Linked DNA regions of Homo sapiens: region 1 is linked to region 2. The links are chromatin contacts, found by Hi-C or POLR2A ChIA-PET in ENCODE. All regions are on one chromosome and are shown on one strand. Each heading gives the region's core, a stretch centred on a gene start or an enhancer-like site at or near the end of the contact. The rest is flanking DNA. Distances are from core to core; before and after follow the strand shown.

What was found. Hi-C counts contacts between places; a loop is a spot of excess contacts on that map. ChIA-PET counts read pairs that join two places held with the same protein, here RNA polymerase II (POLR2A). Pooled maps may share reads with other maps.
Region 1: a loop to region 2 is called in a pooled map, with 2.5 times the contacts of the local background. The contact joins two enhancer-like sites. A Hi-C loop is called at or near these places in 1 of 50 pooled maps. POLR2A ChIA-PET finds 5 or more read pairs at or near these places in 4 of 52 experiments (AG04450, PC-9, Panc1 and 1 more).

Annotation. Positions count from the first base shown.
Region 1 is chr22:37,562,683-37,570,360 of GRCh38, reverse strand. It overlaps CDC42EP1 (CDC42 effector protein 1), which reads right to left. Exons shown (of 3, transcript NM_152243.3): 2 at 3,549-4,289; 3 at 956-2,253. The coding sequence starts at 4,011. The coding sequence ends at 1,541. It overlaps LGALS2 (galectin 2), which reads left to right. Exons shown (of 4, transcript NM_006498.3): 4 at 1-113. The coding sequence ends at 98. Among named protein-coding and RNA genes, the nearest start is that of CDC42EP1, 6.0 kb to the right of the region's middle. RefSeq lists enhancers at 1-396, 733-877, 625-919, 1,886-2,537, 5,895-6,395 and 2 more and a cis regulatory region at 798-811. Within about 2 kb of position 3,025, at least 29 of the 41 ENCODE cell types and tissues checked have a DNase peak (open chromatin) inside an H3K27ac peak, as active enhancers do; they include PC-9, where a contact is called at or near this core.
Region 2 is chr22:37,772,439-37,779,961 of GRCh38, reverse strand. It overlaps TRIOBP (TRIO and F-actin binding protein), which reads right to left. Exons shown (of 24, transcript NM_001039141.3): 23 at 7,198-7,361; 24 at 3,406-6,179. The coding sequence ends at 7,200. Among named protein-coding and RNA genes, the nearest start is that of H1-0, 29 kb to the left of the region's middle. Within about 2 kb of position 2,746, at least 18 of the 41 ENCODE cell types and tissues checked have a DNase peak (open chromatin) inside an H3K27ac peak, as active enhancers do; they include PC-9, where a contact is called at or near this core.

The DNA.
Region 1 (7,678 bases), core at 1,776-4,275, 210 kb after region 2:
ACGAGCTGACTTTTCCCAACAGGCTGGGTCACAGCCACCTGAGCTACCTGAGCGTAAGGGGCGGGTTCAACATGTCCTCTTTCAAGTTAAAAGAATAAAAGACTTCCAGCCGAGATTCTCTGTCCTGGTTCTTCTTCCGAGTCACACCAGGATCAACAGAGCTTGGGTGTGTTCCCCTATCCCTACCTGCAGTTCCTGCCCCAGGGCTAAAAGCAAACAAAATAATCTGTTTTTATCGAGTCTTCCTGTGGCAAGAACTGTGGCTTGTGACTCCTTTCTCTCTTGGGTCCCTCAAGTTTACAAAAACATGGGATACCCCTGGTCTGAGGACCTCTGAATGAAGGCACCCCATGATCCAGAATGTCCTGCTCTCAGGGATCCTGAGGTCCCGTAGTGATCCTGCCTCCTGCCACACATCCTCTGGTTGCATACCTGTAGTGACAGGGAGTGCACCACCTCACGTTAGCTGTTTGTGGCTAAATTTAACCGGTCTTCCGATACCTAAGGAGGGCATTTCTCTTTCCGTGCATTTTAATGCTCCTGGCATTTTCATAATACTGAGGAGGAAACAGATATGAGGACACCCGGCTGCCATGTTGGGAGGCTGAGACATGCTCCCAACAGTCCTACGCACTTGCTTCTGTCTACTTGCCCCCACTATCGCCAGAGCAAATGCCATGCTGCCCTGTGGGATTATGGGGCAGACACGAGTCCCAGGCACCTGGGCCAGGGGCTGTTCCCGGAACTGCAGATAAGGGCTCCCACCTGGGCCTCTTATCTCAGGGGCGTTCCAGCCTGGTTACTCATTACCCTCCCCTTGGCGCGTCCACTTCCCTTCCCTGCTGGGGGCCTTGATGGGGGATCCTTGGCTTTCTAAACTCCCTGGAGGGGAGGGGACTGAAGCAGACAGAGCTGATGCTGTTGTCCCAGGTCCCCAAGCATCTTGCAGGACACCTTTTATCAAAACAGCCTTATTTAATCAGGCCCCAGAGGCAAGTCTGGGGTATACAGGCAGGTGGGATTCCTCCCCGGGAGGTCATACCTGACCTTTCTGGGGTAAGAGGGAGGCTGGGGCGGGGATGTTGGGGAAGCGGCCTGGGAGACGGCTGTCAGGGTTGCAGCAGGGACGCTCTGGGATGAGCTGGGGGCAGGCGGTCCCTTTGGGAGGTGAGACAATGGCCCTGTGTGGTACACTCCCTGCCCCCCACCCCCCACGGGCCGCTTGGTCTGGCACAAAGGACACACTGTGAGGCTGGGTCCTCCAGCTGGTGGGGGTGGCATGGAGTGGGGCCTAAGGAACAGCTATTAGGTCCAGAGTGGCAGTCGGGGGAGGTGGTCAGTTTGGCAGGGCCTCTGGGAGCATAAAAGTCCCAGAGCAAGCCTGGCCTTCCCTGTCCTCCCTCCCATGTCTGTCCTGCAGAGGTGGGGAGGGGTTTAGGGGCAACATGACTTCTCCCCTCTCCGGTCTGGTAGGAACCAGCTGTTAGGTGAGGGGCCGGCTCTGCACCTAGGTGGGGCCCTGGGACCGTGCCCCAGCCCCTCACACCTTGACCTCATCATCCTCCTCAGCATCCGCAAATTCAAAGGTGTTTGCTTGCACTGTGCTGGGCACTGGGGTCCTGCTGCCTGCCTGGGGCGCCCTCCACTCTTCGTCCAGGCTCTCCCAGGAGGCCCGGGCTTGGGGCAGCACCTCCACCCGCTCCTGCCGCGCATCCATCTCTGGGTAGTGGTGGCCGCCATCCCAGCCTGCTCCCCAGTGCCTGCCGAGGGCAGGGCCAGCAGGTCCTCGGGGACCCCCTCCCACTGGGCTGGACTTCACCTCAGCCACTGGGCCCAACCCAGCTGTTACCCCATTGGGACAGTGTCCATGGGGTGTGGAGCTTGCGGCAGGGGCTGGGGGATTTGCAGCAGGACCCGTGGGGGTTGCGGCAGGTGCTGAGGGGTTTGCAGCAGGCGCTGGGGGGTTTGCAGTAGTGGCTGGGGGGTTTGCAGCAGGACCCGTGGGGTTTGCAGTAGGGGCTGGGGGGTTTGCAGCGGGGGCTGGAGTCTCAGCTGCAGGGGCTTCTGGGAGGCTCATGACCCCTAGCAGCTCGCTGAGGAGTGAGGGCCCAAGGTCGAGGTCCAGGCGGAAGGACAAGAGAGAGTCAGAGCGGCGAAGCCCGGGCTCAGAGGGGAAGGAACCATCCCGGTCTCGGTCATGCGGCTTTTCCGAGCGGGGCAGGCGGGAGATGGTGCAGAACCCAGAGTCCAGGCCTAGAAGAGAAATGGGCAGTGGGCTCAGAGCTGGGGTCCCTCACCAGGAATTCAGGAGGGGAGACAGGACCAGTCCTGGCTTGCTGTGTGGCCTCTGGCTAGTCCCTCCCCTCTCTGGCCTCGGTTTCTCCCATCTTTCCAATAGAATACACTCCATGGTCACCTGTGTGATCTTCCTGTCTACCCCGAAAGCTGAAAATCATCATTATCCTCATTTCCATTATGCAGATGGGGAAAGTGAGGCTCAGTTTGGGATGGGGCGAAGGAGCTAGCCCAAGGCCATAGAAGTCTGACGAGGTGGAATCAAGTCTGGAGCTCAAATCTCCTCTCAGTCCCAACTGTGACCTCAGCCATGGCCACCGGCTCCCTGCCATGACGCTGGCCGATGGCTGCAGGTGAACCCATAGCACGTGAGCTGGTTTGTGGACACAGGATGGGACCAGCAATCAGGGTCTGACTGTATAGAAATGAAGGACAGACATGTCCAGCCCCTGCTTCCAGGACTACAGACCTGAGACAGAATCGGGTTTCTGTGGACCAGTCCTCAGTGCGGTTCTGAGCAGCCGCCTGGGGCAGGGGTGTTAGAGCCACTCCCGCAAGGCAGGGAGTGGCCACCAGGTGGCAGCAGGGGCCCATGGTTCTCAGGTGAGCTCTGACCGAACGGCCAAGGTGGCACTTCTGGCTGGGCAGGAAGGCCTGTGGCTTGCGGTTCCTGTGAGTGGTTTCCCAAATTTGTCGAGTTACAGGAAACCAAGTTCAGATAACAACAGCTCCAGTGTCCTGAGCACCTACTAAGTATCAGCCCCCCTGCGCCTCTCCTGGCACTGAATCTTAGCAATGACCCCGAGAGACTCATTATCCAGGCGAGGACTTGAACTTATAGAGGTCAACTGACTTCCTGAAATTCAGGCAGAACTGGATTGGAATCTAGAGCCCAGGCCCTTCACCTCTCCATGATATCATTCCGACATGAGGGGAAGGCTTTGGTTGAAGGGGGCAAGAATGGGTGGGTGACTGGTTCAGCTAAGGCCCAGAGAGGGGGATGTGCTTGCCCAGGTCACACAGCAAGTGAGGGGCAGCTAGAATTCAAACTCCACCTCCTCACTCTCAACCTCAGGTGTTTTGGGGAGTCAGCTTGTTCCCACCACTGCACCCCCTCCCCATCCATGATGTGGGGTCTGGGCCTGACCTCTGTGGTCACTTGGAGCTCACTTGGAGCTTGGAGGAGCCACTGAACCCCTCTGGGCCTCAGCCTCAGCCTCTGAAAAGTGGGCCAAGATGGCCCAGGCCCTCACCGTAGCTGGAGTGGCCGTCCGTGGAGCTGGTGGGGCTGCTGTCGAAGCTGAGCTTGCCAACCACGAGGCTGTCGTAGGCGGCCTGGTTGAGCTGGGGCAGGGAGATGGCGTTCTTGATGATGGGGGAGATGGCCGGTGGAGCCGGGGAGGGTGCAGGGGGAGATGCCATCCTCCGGGGGGGCGCCCCCACCCTCCGCACCAGCTGCAGCTTCTTGGCCAGGAAGCTGCGGGGTGAGCGATGGGTGCTCCCGGAGCTGCCACCGTGGTTGCTGAGGAAGGACGTGTCCCCGAAGACATCCCCGCCACGGCCCACATGCATGGTGTGGCGGAAGTCCCCGAGTGGGTGGCTGATCATGTCTGCAGTCAGCCGCCTCTTTCCCTGTGAACTGGACACCCAGCCCACAGGCGAGAGCTTGCCCAGGCTCATGGTGGCGGCGCCTCTGCCCCCCTGGGGGCCGGGCATCAGCTCTGGCTGCTCACAGCTGCTAGTCCATGCCTACCAGGGGCCGGGGGAGGGAGGTGGGCTGGGCTTGGGATGGCTGCTCAGCTCCTTTGCCCTGGCGGAAGCTGTAAATGGCACTCTCCTAAGGTGAGGTCCCCAAATGCAGAGGCTGTGGGGGGTTCATGGCTCGTCTCTCCCAGGGGCCCGGCTCCCAGCCCCTCAGAAGCAGCTATAGATGTTCAAGCGCAGAGAAAGCACCCCCGAGGTGGTCGGCAACTCTCCTGCCCAGAGGTGGAGACCTGGAAGGAAGACAGAATGGGCGGTGACGGCAGGCCCGCGACAGAGGAGGAAATCCGGGGTCCAAACATTAGCAGCTGAAGAGGATAGATGATCACACCCAACTACACGGATGGAGGCCTCCAACTGACGCGGGGCAGAAGCTAGGCACACGGGGACCCAAGTGAGTCTGTGTATAGAAAGTTCAAGAACACAGCCGGGTGCGGTGGCTCATGCTGGTAATCCCAGCACTTCGGGAGGTTGAGGTGGGTGGCTCACCTGAGGTCAGGAGTTCGAGACCAGCCTGGCCAACATAGAGAAACCCCGTCTCTACTAAAAATACAAAACTTAGCCGGACGTGGTGGTGCGCACCTGTAATCCCAGCTACCCAGGAAGCTGTGGCAGGAGAATCACTTGAACCTTGGAGGCAGAGGTTGCAGTGAGCCAAGATCACATCACGGCACTCCAGCCTCGGCAACAAGAGCAACATTCCGTCTCAAAAAAAAAAAAAAAAAAAAAAAAAAAAACAAGGAAGTTCAGTAACAGGCAAAACCAATTGATGCTATTAGCAATCAGAATGATGGCAGCCTCTGAGCAGGTACTGACTGAATAGGGGACAAATAATTCATTGAGCTATACACTTAAGCCATGTATCAGGAAAAAATAGAAGCACTCATTCACTCATTCTAAGTCTGAGCAACATAATGAGACCTGGTTTTTACAAAAAAATTTTAAAAAAATTAGTTGGGTGTGGTGGTGTATGCCTGTGGTCCTAGCTACTCAGGAGGCTAAGAAGGGAGGATCCTTTGAGCCTAGGAGGTCAAGGCTGCAATGAGCCATGATTGTGTCACTGCACTCCAGTCTGGGAGACAGAGCAAGACCTTGTCTCAAAAAAAAAAAAAAAAAAAAGGAAAAAAAAAAGAAAGCACTTATTCTGCAGGGCCCACTTATGAAGCACTTACTAAGTGCCAAGACCTCACCCGCCTCATCGTTTAAACCCATACAATACTCCTGAGGGGCTGGGCGCGGTGGCTCACGCCTGTATTCCCAGCACTTTGGGAGGCCAAGGCGGGTGGATCACGAGGTCAGGAATTAGAGACCAGCCTGGCCAACATGGTGAAACCCCGTCTCTACCAGAAATACAAAAAATTAGCTGGGCGTAGTGGCGGGCGCCTGTAATCCCAGCTACTCAGGAGCCTGAGGCAGGAGAATTGCTTGAACCCGGGAGGCAGAGGTTGCAGTGAGCCGAGATTGCGCCACTGCACTCCAGCCTGTGCGACAGAGCGAGACTCCGTCTCACAAACAACAACAACAACAAAAACATTACTCCTGAGGGCAGCATGAGATTAGAGAGGGGAAACTGAGGCACAAAGTGACGTAACTTGCCTGAGGCTACGTAGTAAGAAATGGTGAAACAGGCCCCACATCCCAGAGCCCTGGAGCCCCAGGCTACACTGCCTCCTGCTGAGTAACTGAGTAAGTCACCTCCCTTCTCTGTGCATTAAAATCTCTGCCACGCAGCGAAGCCAGGAGGGAGCAGACACCTCACCAAAGCTTTGTGAAGCTGGGTAAACAGCCAGAGCAGAGGTTCCTCTGAACCATCCACCTTCAAGGAGCTTCCTGGAATAAGGATCCTGTGGTCAAAAGTGGCTTTTTCCAGCTGCCTCCTCCATGCGTGAGCATATTCAAGTCTCTGAGAAGGCCCGCAGGAAAAGACTTTATCACAGTTTGTCAAACTGACGTAGGAGCCTTGCTGTCAGGGAGCAAGCTTTGGAAAAAGCTCAGCTGGTGCCAAAAGCTATTTCTTGTGCATCTCTCCTTCCTGATTCCCCACCCCCACCATACACACACACACATCCTCCCCTGCTCCAGCTTCTCTAAGCATCTCTTGTTCTGACCCCTTTCCTTCTAGTGTCATACAAAGTCCAGGCTAGAGCGCACCTGTGATCCTATGCTTTTCCTGTGGCCCACTGAGGGCAAAGCTGGCTAGAGGTCAGATCCACAGAGCTAGTTGAGACTTGAACTCAGAGCCTCTGACTCACATAAGCCCTTGACTGGCTTGTGGAGCCCAGTCTCGCCTCCCGAGATCGGCAATGCACTTGGAGGGTGGGGAGGCCGCCTGGATTTTCCTGCCTTTCTCCCTTGGGCATCTAGCTTGGGCTCTGCACTTAACAAGTGCCAAATCAATGCCAGCTGAATCACAGATCTCCATGATAACCTGCATGCCAAAACATCACCCTGGCCCCTTCTGAGAGTGGGAGGGCAGGCTGGGCTCTGTGTCCTCACAATGTGACCTTGGGCAAGTCACTTACCTACACAGACCTGGGACCTCAGCTGATAAAAGTCAATAATGATCCTTAAGAACACCTATGTCTGCGGCTCAGCCTTCTTCCTTTTTTAAAACCATTGCTGCCACCTCCAAGCATAGAAATCTCAATACTGCCCTTCTAATGTTATTTGAAATTCAAAATAGGTTAAATAACAAGATAAGAACAAAGAAGCCAATAGGACAAAGCTTGCTTTGTTTTCTGACTACATTCTCTTCCCTTCCCACCATCTGATCCTCCCCCAACCCTAACTCCTCCCCCTCGTGGGGGGGAACTTCTGAATCATCTTCTTCCCTCCCTGGCACCCCCGGCACCGAGAAGTCCTCGTGGAATGTTTGCTGAAGTTCTGAAGCGATCCACAGTTGGCCAACCATTACATGATGTCATCTGATTCTCCAACAACCCTGCAAAGCCGCAGCGTGGCCTATTTGACAGGCAGCACTGAGGTTCGGAGGGAAGGGAGACCTGTCCAAGGTTAAGTGACAGGTTCATGGCAGGGCCAAGTTTCCCTGCTCAGCAGGGATTAAGGATGCATCTCTGGGGGAAGGAATGGGAGCGGGAAGGGTGTTCCTCTGTACAATGTCCTGTAGAAGGGTCTGCCATGTGGCCTTACCCACTTGCTCCCACCCCAGCTCCCTGACTTTTTTTTTTTTCTTTTTTGAGGCAGGGTCTCACTCTGTCACCCAGGCTGAGTGCAGTGGCTCCATCACAGCTAACTGCAGCCTCGAACTCCCAGGCTCAAGCGATCCTCCCACCTCAGCCTCCTGAGTAGCTGGGACTACAGGCACATACCACCATGCTCAGCTAAGTTTTTCCACTTTTTGTAAGGACAGGGTCTCACTCCATTGCCCAGGTTGGTCTCAAATTCCTGAACTCAAGCCATCCTGCTGCCTCAGCCTCCCAAAGTGCTGGGATTACAAGTGTGAACCACCACACCTGGCCTCCCTGACTTCTTGAGGCAGCACCTCATCTCCCAGCAAAAGGGGCTCCTCCCCCCTGAACCCCCATGGTCACTTTTGACTTGGGGGACCAGCTTCCTCCCCAATCTTGCGATGATCCCATCTTTCAAATGTTTCTGGGCACCC
Region 2 (7,523 bases), core at 1,497-3,996:
GGCCTTCCATAGCCCCCATGTGCTGAGGATGACCAAGATCGCTGTTCTGAGCCAAGGCACTGCTCACATAAAATTCCCCAATAGCCTCCCACTGGGTTAAGCACAAAGCTAGAGCTTGGACACATGACCCCCACTGTCCTTGCAAAATCAGATTCCAGCTCCAGCCTGTCCCCGCAGGCTCATCTCGAATCCCTCTACACACAAGCTGCAGCCATTTCAGAGCCTTTGAACTCTGCTGAGCTTCTGACGCTCACTGGACCTGGCACTCTCTCCCCCTCTCAGCCTAGCTCTATCCTGCTCGGTTCCAGCATCTCCTCTTCCAAGAAGCCTCCCCTGACCTTCCAGGCTGGGCCTGCTACACCCTCTGTGCTGTGGCTTCTTGTAATTAATCACCTGATTCCAATTTCACCTCCCTCCTGAAGGGAGAATGCTTGGTTCCATGTTGCATCCCCGGGGCCTACTCCAGAGGCTGACTCACGAGGCAGAATACACTGAACAGGAACGGGCTGCAGGGAGGACAGGGCCTTGATGGCAGCCTTAAGACTGAGGCTGACCAGGTCTTAGGAGTTCATGGAAAAGGTCTGGGCTGGAGACAGATGTGGATGGTTAGCACAGACAGTAACAAAAGCCAAGGATGAGAGATCAAGTTTTCACAAGAGGCCGGGCATGGTGGCTCACGCCTGTAACCCCAGCACTTTGGGAGGCCGAGGCAGGGGGATCACTTGAGGTCAGGAGTTCGAGACCAGCCTGGCCAACATGGTAAAACCCTGTCTCTACTAAAAATACAACAATTAGCCAGGTGTGGTGACGGCTGCCTGTAGTCCCAGCTACCCAGGAGGCTGAGGCAGGAGAATCCCTTGAACCTGGGTGGTGGATGTTGCAGTGAGCCGATTGTGCCATTGCATTCCAGACTGGGAGACAGAGTGAGACTCCGTCTCTAAGTAAGTAAATAAATAAGTCTTCACGAGAGAACAGAGGATTGCTGAGGACAGACTCCAGGGAAGCACATCAGAGGGCTGGGAAGAAAATGAGAATTCCACATAGGGGACTAAAGAGGAGCTGGGGTGTAGCTGAAGCAGAAACAGAGGAAAAAGATGGCTGCCAGTGAACCACACCTCCGGCGCTCAGGCCCTGCTGCCGCCTCTCCCATTGGACCTGGGCTGGCTGTGCGACTCATTTTTGACTAAAGTGATGGAAGGGATGCTGCAGCACCTCCAAGCCAAATTCATAAGAAGCTCGTAGGTTCCACTTGGGGCTGTTGAGGCTCCCTTTACTTTTTATTGTTTTTATTTTTTTAGAGATGGGTCTCACTCTGTTGCCCAGGCTGGAGTGCGGTGGCAGCAATCACAGTTCACTGCAACCTCCAACTCGTGGGCTCAAGCAATCATCCTGCCTCAGCCTCCCAAGTAGCTGGGACTCCAGGCACATGCATCACCATGCCTGGCTTTTGTTTTGAGAAGGAGTCTCACTCTGTTCCCTAGGCTGGAGTGCAGTGGCGCAATCTCAGCTCACTGCAACCTCCGCCTCCCAGGTTCAAGTGATTTCCCTGCCTCAGCCTCCTGAGTAGCTGGGATTACAGGTGCATGCCACCATGCCTGGTTAATTTTGTATTTTTAGTAGAGATGGGGTTTCTCCATGTTGATCAGGTTGGTCTCGAACTCCTGACCTCAGGTGATCTGCCTGCCTCGGCCTCCCAAAGTGCTGGGATTACAGGTGTGAGCCACCTCACCCGGGCTGCTTGGCTATTGTTTTTTTGTTTTTTTAATTTCTTGTAGATACGAGGTTTTGCTGTGTTGCCCAGGCTAGTCTCGAACTAACTCTTGGCCTCAAGTGATCCTCCTGCCTCGGGCTCCTGAAGTGCTGGATATACAGTCGTGAGCCACTGTACCTGGCCAGAACTCCTCTTCTAGGGGGAAGTCAACCACAATGTAGGAAGTCAGATTGTCCCAAGTCCACTATGCTGTAAGGAGCCCAAGCTAGCCCCGTGAAGTGGCCATGTGGAGAAAGATGTCCAGGCCGGGCACGGTGGCTCACGCCTGTAATCCCAGCACTTTGGGAGGCCAAGGTGGGTGGATTACTTGAGGTCAGGAGTTTGAGACCAGCCTGGCTAATGTGGTGAAACCCCATTTCTACTAAAAACATAAATAATTAGCTGGGCGTGGTGGCGGGCACCTGTAATCCCAGCTACTTGGGAGGCTGAGGCAGGAAATCACTTGAAGCCAGGAGGCAGAGGTTGCAGTGAGCCGAGATCACACCACTGCACTCCAGCCTGGGCGGCAGAGCGGGACTTTATCTCAAAAAAAGACACAAAGAGGTTGAGCCAGGTCAACCCACAGGACCATGAATATTTAAAAAGTGGTATTCTAGGCCATTACATATGTGGTTGTTGGCGACACAGCAATAGATAACTGAAACAGTTGGTAATTTAACACCTACACAGTCCTCTGGGGTAGACGTTATTGTTCCCATTTATCAGAAGAGGAAGTAAAGCCCAGAGAGAGATGTGACTCAGTAAGGCTCACCTAGCCAGCTGGAGGCAGCAGGTAGGGTTTGACCTGGCAGGTTCATCTGAAACCAGTTTGTTTTCTTTACAGAGCACATGCCTGGCTGCCTGAAGCAGTTGACCAGAACTTGCAGCCAAACCACGTGGTTTTGGTCAAATTCCCTGCGGCCGCGGTGACAGGGCCATTTCCCAGGTGGCTCATCTGGGAGCCTGCTGGAACCCTGGCTTATTCTTTTGTAAAGCAGGCTTCTTCCCACCCCCTGCACCATTGAGACGTGATTCACACATAGTAAAAATGAACAAATCGTAAGTGCAAGGCGTGGCATTTTTTTTTTTTTTTAAACAAAGTCTCGCTGTGTCATCCAGGCTGGAGTGCAATGGCGCGATCTGGGCTCACTACAACCTCCGCCTCCCGGGTTCAAGCAATTTTCCTGCCTCAGCCTCCCGAGTAGCTGGGATTACAGGCATGCGCCAGCAAGCCCGGCTAATTATTTGTATTTTTAGTAGAGACGGGGTTTCGCCATGTTGGCCAGGCTGGTCTCGGAACTCCTGAGTTCAGGTCATCCACCTACCTTGGCCTCCCAAAGTGCTGGGATTATGCCTGGCCGGCATGGTGAATTTTTACATCTGTATGTACCCACGTGACCACAACCCAGACCATGATATAGAACATTTCTGGGATCAGAATGTTCCCTTTTGCCCACTGCTGGTCAATGCCCTCAGCTCAGAGGTACCCGCTCTTCTGACCACTATCACCGTGTTTTGTCTGTTCTTGAACCTCACCTAAATAAAATCGTACAGCCTTACACTCTTCTGTGGCTATTTTTGCTCAACATTGTGTCTGAAAGATTCACCAACATTTTTGTGTGTAGCAGTTGTTTTTAAATTGCTGTATTCTAACGTATGAATCGACCACAATTTATTCATTCTACTACTGACACACAGCTGTATTGTTTATTTGCTGATGTGAGTATTACGGTACTCATCCTTTTGTGCATGTAAGGACTCATTTCTCCTGGATGTGTAAGCAAGAGTGGAAATGCTAGGCCATAGGGTAGATGCGTATTTAACTTGATGAGAAGCTGGTCAGTTTCCTGCCGTGGGTGCAACAAAGCACATTTGCACCAGCAGCGCCTGGGAGCTGCTCTTCTCCGTATCCCCACCAGCACTTGGTACTGGCAGACCTTCTCCTCTGAGCTATTCTGATAGTGGGGCAGTGCGATTTCACGGTTTTTAATGAGATGTGGAGCACCTTTCAGAGGCTGGCCTGGTTTTTGTAGCTGCCCTAGGCAGCCCTGAGGAGGGATGGGAGGGGGGTTGGTGAAGAGGATGTTCCTGCAACCCAGGTGTGAGACGGGGGAGCCCTGAGTTAGGTTGAGGCTAGAAGGGAGGCAGAGGATGGGATGGAGAGCTGTCTTGGGGGGACGGTGGGATGGTGAGGATGGACGGCAGAGCTGCCAGTGGCAGGCATCCCATCTCCCAGTGGCTAGGAACACTCCTGATCTCCTAAGGCAAGCAGTGCCGAGACAGGGCAGCACAAGGCCGGAGGATTTGATGGCACGGGGTCCTGGCTCTTTCTTCTTTGCCATTTTTAGCTATTGATGAGGGAAGATGGCGACAGGGCCAGGAGAGAGGTGTCCTCTCCTTGCGCCACCCTCCCCCTTTTTTTTTGAGATGGAGTTTCGCCCTTGTCACACAGGCTGGAGTGCAGTGGCGCGATCTTGGCTCACTGCAACTTCTGCCTCCTGGGTTCAAGTGATTCTCCTGCCTCAGCCTCCTGAGTAGCTGGGATTACAGGTGCTTGGCACCACGTCTGGCTAATTTTTTGTATTTTTAGTAGAGACGGGGTTTCACCATGTTGGCCAGGCTGGTCTCGAACTCCTGACCTCAAGTGATCCCCCTGCCTTGGCCTCCCAAAGTGCTAGGATAATAGGCAAGAGCCACCGCGCCCGGCCTCTTGTGCCTCTTTTTAAGACCAAGGACACCCTTCCCAGATGACCTCCTCCACCCCACTCCCAAGACTTCCCCTCGCATTTCACTGGCTTGCGTGAACTGCAAGCCTTGTCCATTCCTCAACCAATCCCTGGCAAGGGAATGGGAAACAATCTCTTCCCACTCCACGAGGTCACTCTCCTGTGGCTCTTTGCCTGAACACACCAGGGACGTTTGCTCCTGCTGGTGCCTCCACGTGGGAAGGCCCTTCCTGATTCTTCCATCTGGAAGAGTCATCTTTCAAAGCTGCCTCCAAAGGCAGTCTTCTACCTGCAGGCTGGGTCAGGGTCTCCTCTGGGTTCTCACAGCCTTCCAGGACCCCTACTGGATGTGGCCTGTTTCTGTGGCTCAGAAATGGGACCTCTTCCCAGCCCCATGCAACCATAATCAGCACAGCCAGCCATGGTGAGGACTCCCAGCCCGCTGGACCTGTGCCTGGCAGCCACAACCCTGCCCTCACCCCTGCCCAGGGCTGGGCATGACCTCTGGGAAAAGCCTCAGGAGAGGACTGGGACTGAAAGAAAAACACCCATTTGATGGAGAAGCAAACTGAGGCTCAGTGAGGGGTGTGACTTGCCCAAGGTCATGGTCAGGGCTAGTCTTAGCCCCAGGCCTCTCTCTCAGGCCTGGGCCCTGGGCCCTACTCCAGGGCTCCTCAGACTTTGAAGGTCACGTGAATCACTGGGGCACCCTGTTAAAATGCAGACGCTGGTTCAGTAGGTTGGGGTGGGACTGGACTTGCTATTTCCCACATGCTTCCGCTGCCACTAGCCTGCAAGCCACACTGGGGGCGTCACAGTCTGTACTAAGGGAGACCTTGGATTTTCAGCCCCACCCTCAGAAGCCTAGAGGCCGCTGCTTTAGGAAGGGTGGGGTGTGGGTAGGGTGTGAGTGGGGAAGCCACTTCAAGAAACCCCAATCTCCATTCCTGTTCTGCCAGCCATCTAGGACACCAGAGCTGCTGGAACGTTTTATTAAGTTAAGAGGTTCAGGGAGCAGAAGAGAAACACCTTTTGGGTGGCTCTGGCGGTTCTGCACCCAGCACAGCCTCGAAGGAGGCTGTGGGGCCATGGAGGCCAGCTGCTAGCTCCCTCTGTCCTGAGCCCCATGGTACGGGTCCAAATGGGGCAGGAAGTGTTAGTAGGAGGTAGGGCAGGAAGAGGGTGGCAGGCTCCCGCCTCTCCCCTGTAGAGACACCCCGCCATGGCTGCTGCCTGGGCCTCCGCCAGACCTCTGGGCCAGGGCCACCAGCTCAGAAGCCCAAGCAGAGGGTGGCTGGAGACAGAGGGGGACCAGGGTTGGAGGCACACAGCCACCAGGAATTGCTTTTTTTTTTTTTTTTTAAAGTATAAAGTGTTTTGGAAAAAAAGGAAAAAAATCTATATAAAAATCTCTTCACATATAAAATCCTGAAGAAGGTGCAAGGTGAGACCCAGTGCGAGGGGCGCGCTCAGATATGCAGTGTGTGTGTGTGTGTGTGTATCCGTGTGTACATGTGTGCACGTGTGTGCGTATGTGTCTGTGTGTCTGTGTGTGTGTGTGTGTGTGTGTGTGTGTGTGTGGTGGGTGCAAGTGCACGTGTGGCCCACAGAGGGTGGGGAGAAAGCTTGGCTTTTTACTTCCATCCAGGAGGGAAGGAGGGCGGCTGGTCCTCCAGCCTGGAGGGTCTGCAGCTGGGCGGGACCTGAAAGACAAGGTGCGGCAGGGCTGAGGCCTGGGCTGAGGGGCTGCGAGGCCACCCCAAGGCCAAGCAAGGGTGCTGAGTGGGTCCTTCCACCACCTCTCAGCCCCTAAGGTACAGCCAGATCCGCTCTTCCTGGCTCCTTCCCAAGCAGCTCAGCCATAGGGTGGCCTCTCCTGCATGCCATAGGAAGTCCATGAGGACTTATCAGAAAGAGGATGCTCCAGGTAGATGTGGCGTTGAAAAAGCAAAAATAAGAACACTTTGGCCAGGTGCAGCGGCTCACACCTGTAATCTCAGAATTTTGGGAGGCTGAGGCAGGTGTATTGCTTGAGCCCAGGAGTTCGAGACCAGCCTGGGAAATCACGGCGAAACCCCACCTATACAAAAAGTGCAAAAATTATCTGGGCATGGTGGTGAGGGCCTGTGGTCCCAGCTACTCAGAAGGCTGAGGTGGGAGGATCCCTTGAGCCTAGGAGGTTGAGGCTGCAGTGAGCCGTGATTGCACCACTGCACTCCAGCCTGGGTGTCAGAGTAAGACCTTTCTCAAAGCAACCAAAACCAACCAACCAACCAACCAACCAACCAACCAACCAACCAACCAACCACTTTGAGCCCTGCTAAGTCAAGAAGGAGTGTTAAGACTAACTGGGATAGAAGCCCGGCCTCAGCGTGCGATGTGTGTGTGTGAAGCTCAGTGGAGATTCACTGTGGGGGTCAGGGATGTGCACGCTGCATTTGCCTCCAGCCCCAAGAAGGGGGGTGCACTGAGTAGGCTGTGGCTCTGCACTGTGCCGCCCAGCTCTGGAGGAACAGGCTTAAGCTGATGAAGCAGCCTGTGGCCCGGGTCTGATGGGATCTCTGCAACAACCCCGTGTTGCTGGTTTCATTGTCCTTTTTACAGAACGGGAATTGGAGGCCAGAAGAAGGAAGTGGCCTGGCTGGGGTGGTCCAGGGAGTCCCGGGTGTGGGAGAGCCTCAGCCCCTGCCCACCCTGCAGGGCACACGCCTCGGCATCCACCTCTACTCAGCCAGGCTGTTGCGCATCGACTCCTTCTCCTGGAGGGCGGCCATGGCAAGACGCAGGTGCTCCTTCAGCTGCTCGATCTCCCGCTCAGACCGTGTCTTGATGTGGCTCAGCTCCACATAGACGTCCTGGTACTTTCCCGAGGTGAAGCGCTTGTCCTGGGGGGCAGGAGGCAGGTATGAGGGCATGAAGTCTCTCCCTCCAGCCCTGCCAACCGGGCACATGGGCAGCACCAGCAGCCAGACCTCCCCGCAGATACCTCGCTTCATCCCTCCAGGTGGCTCCCCAAGATGGCCGTGGGTTCTGGGCTTACCCCTCCC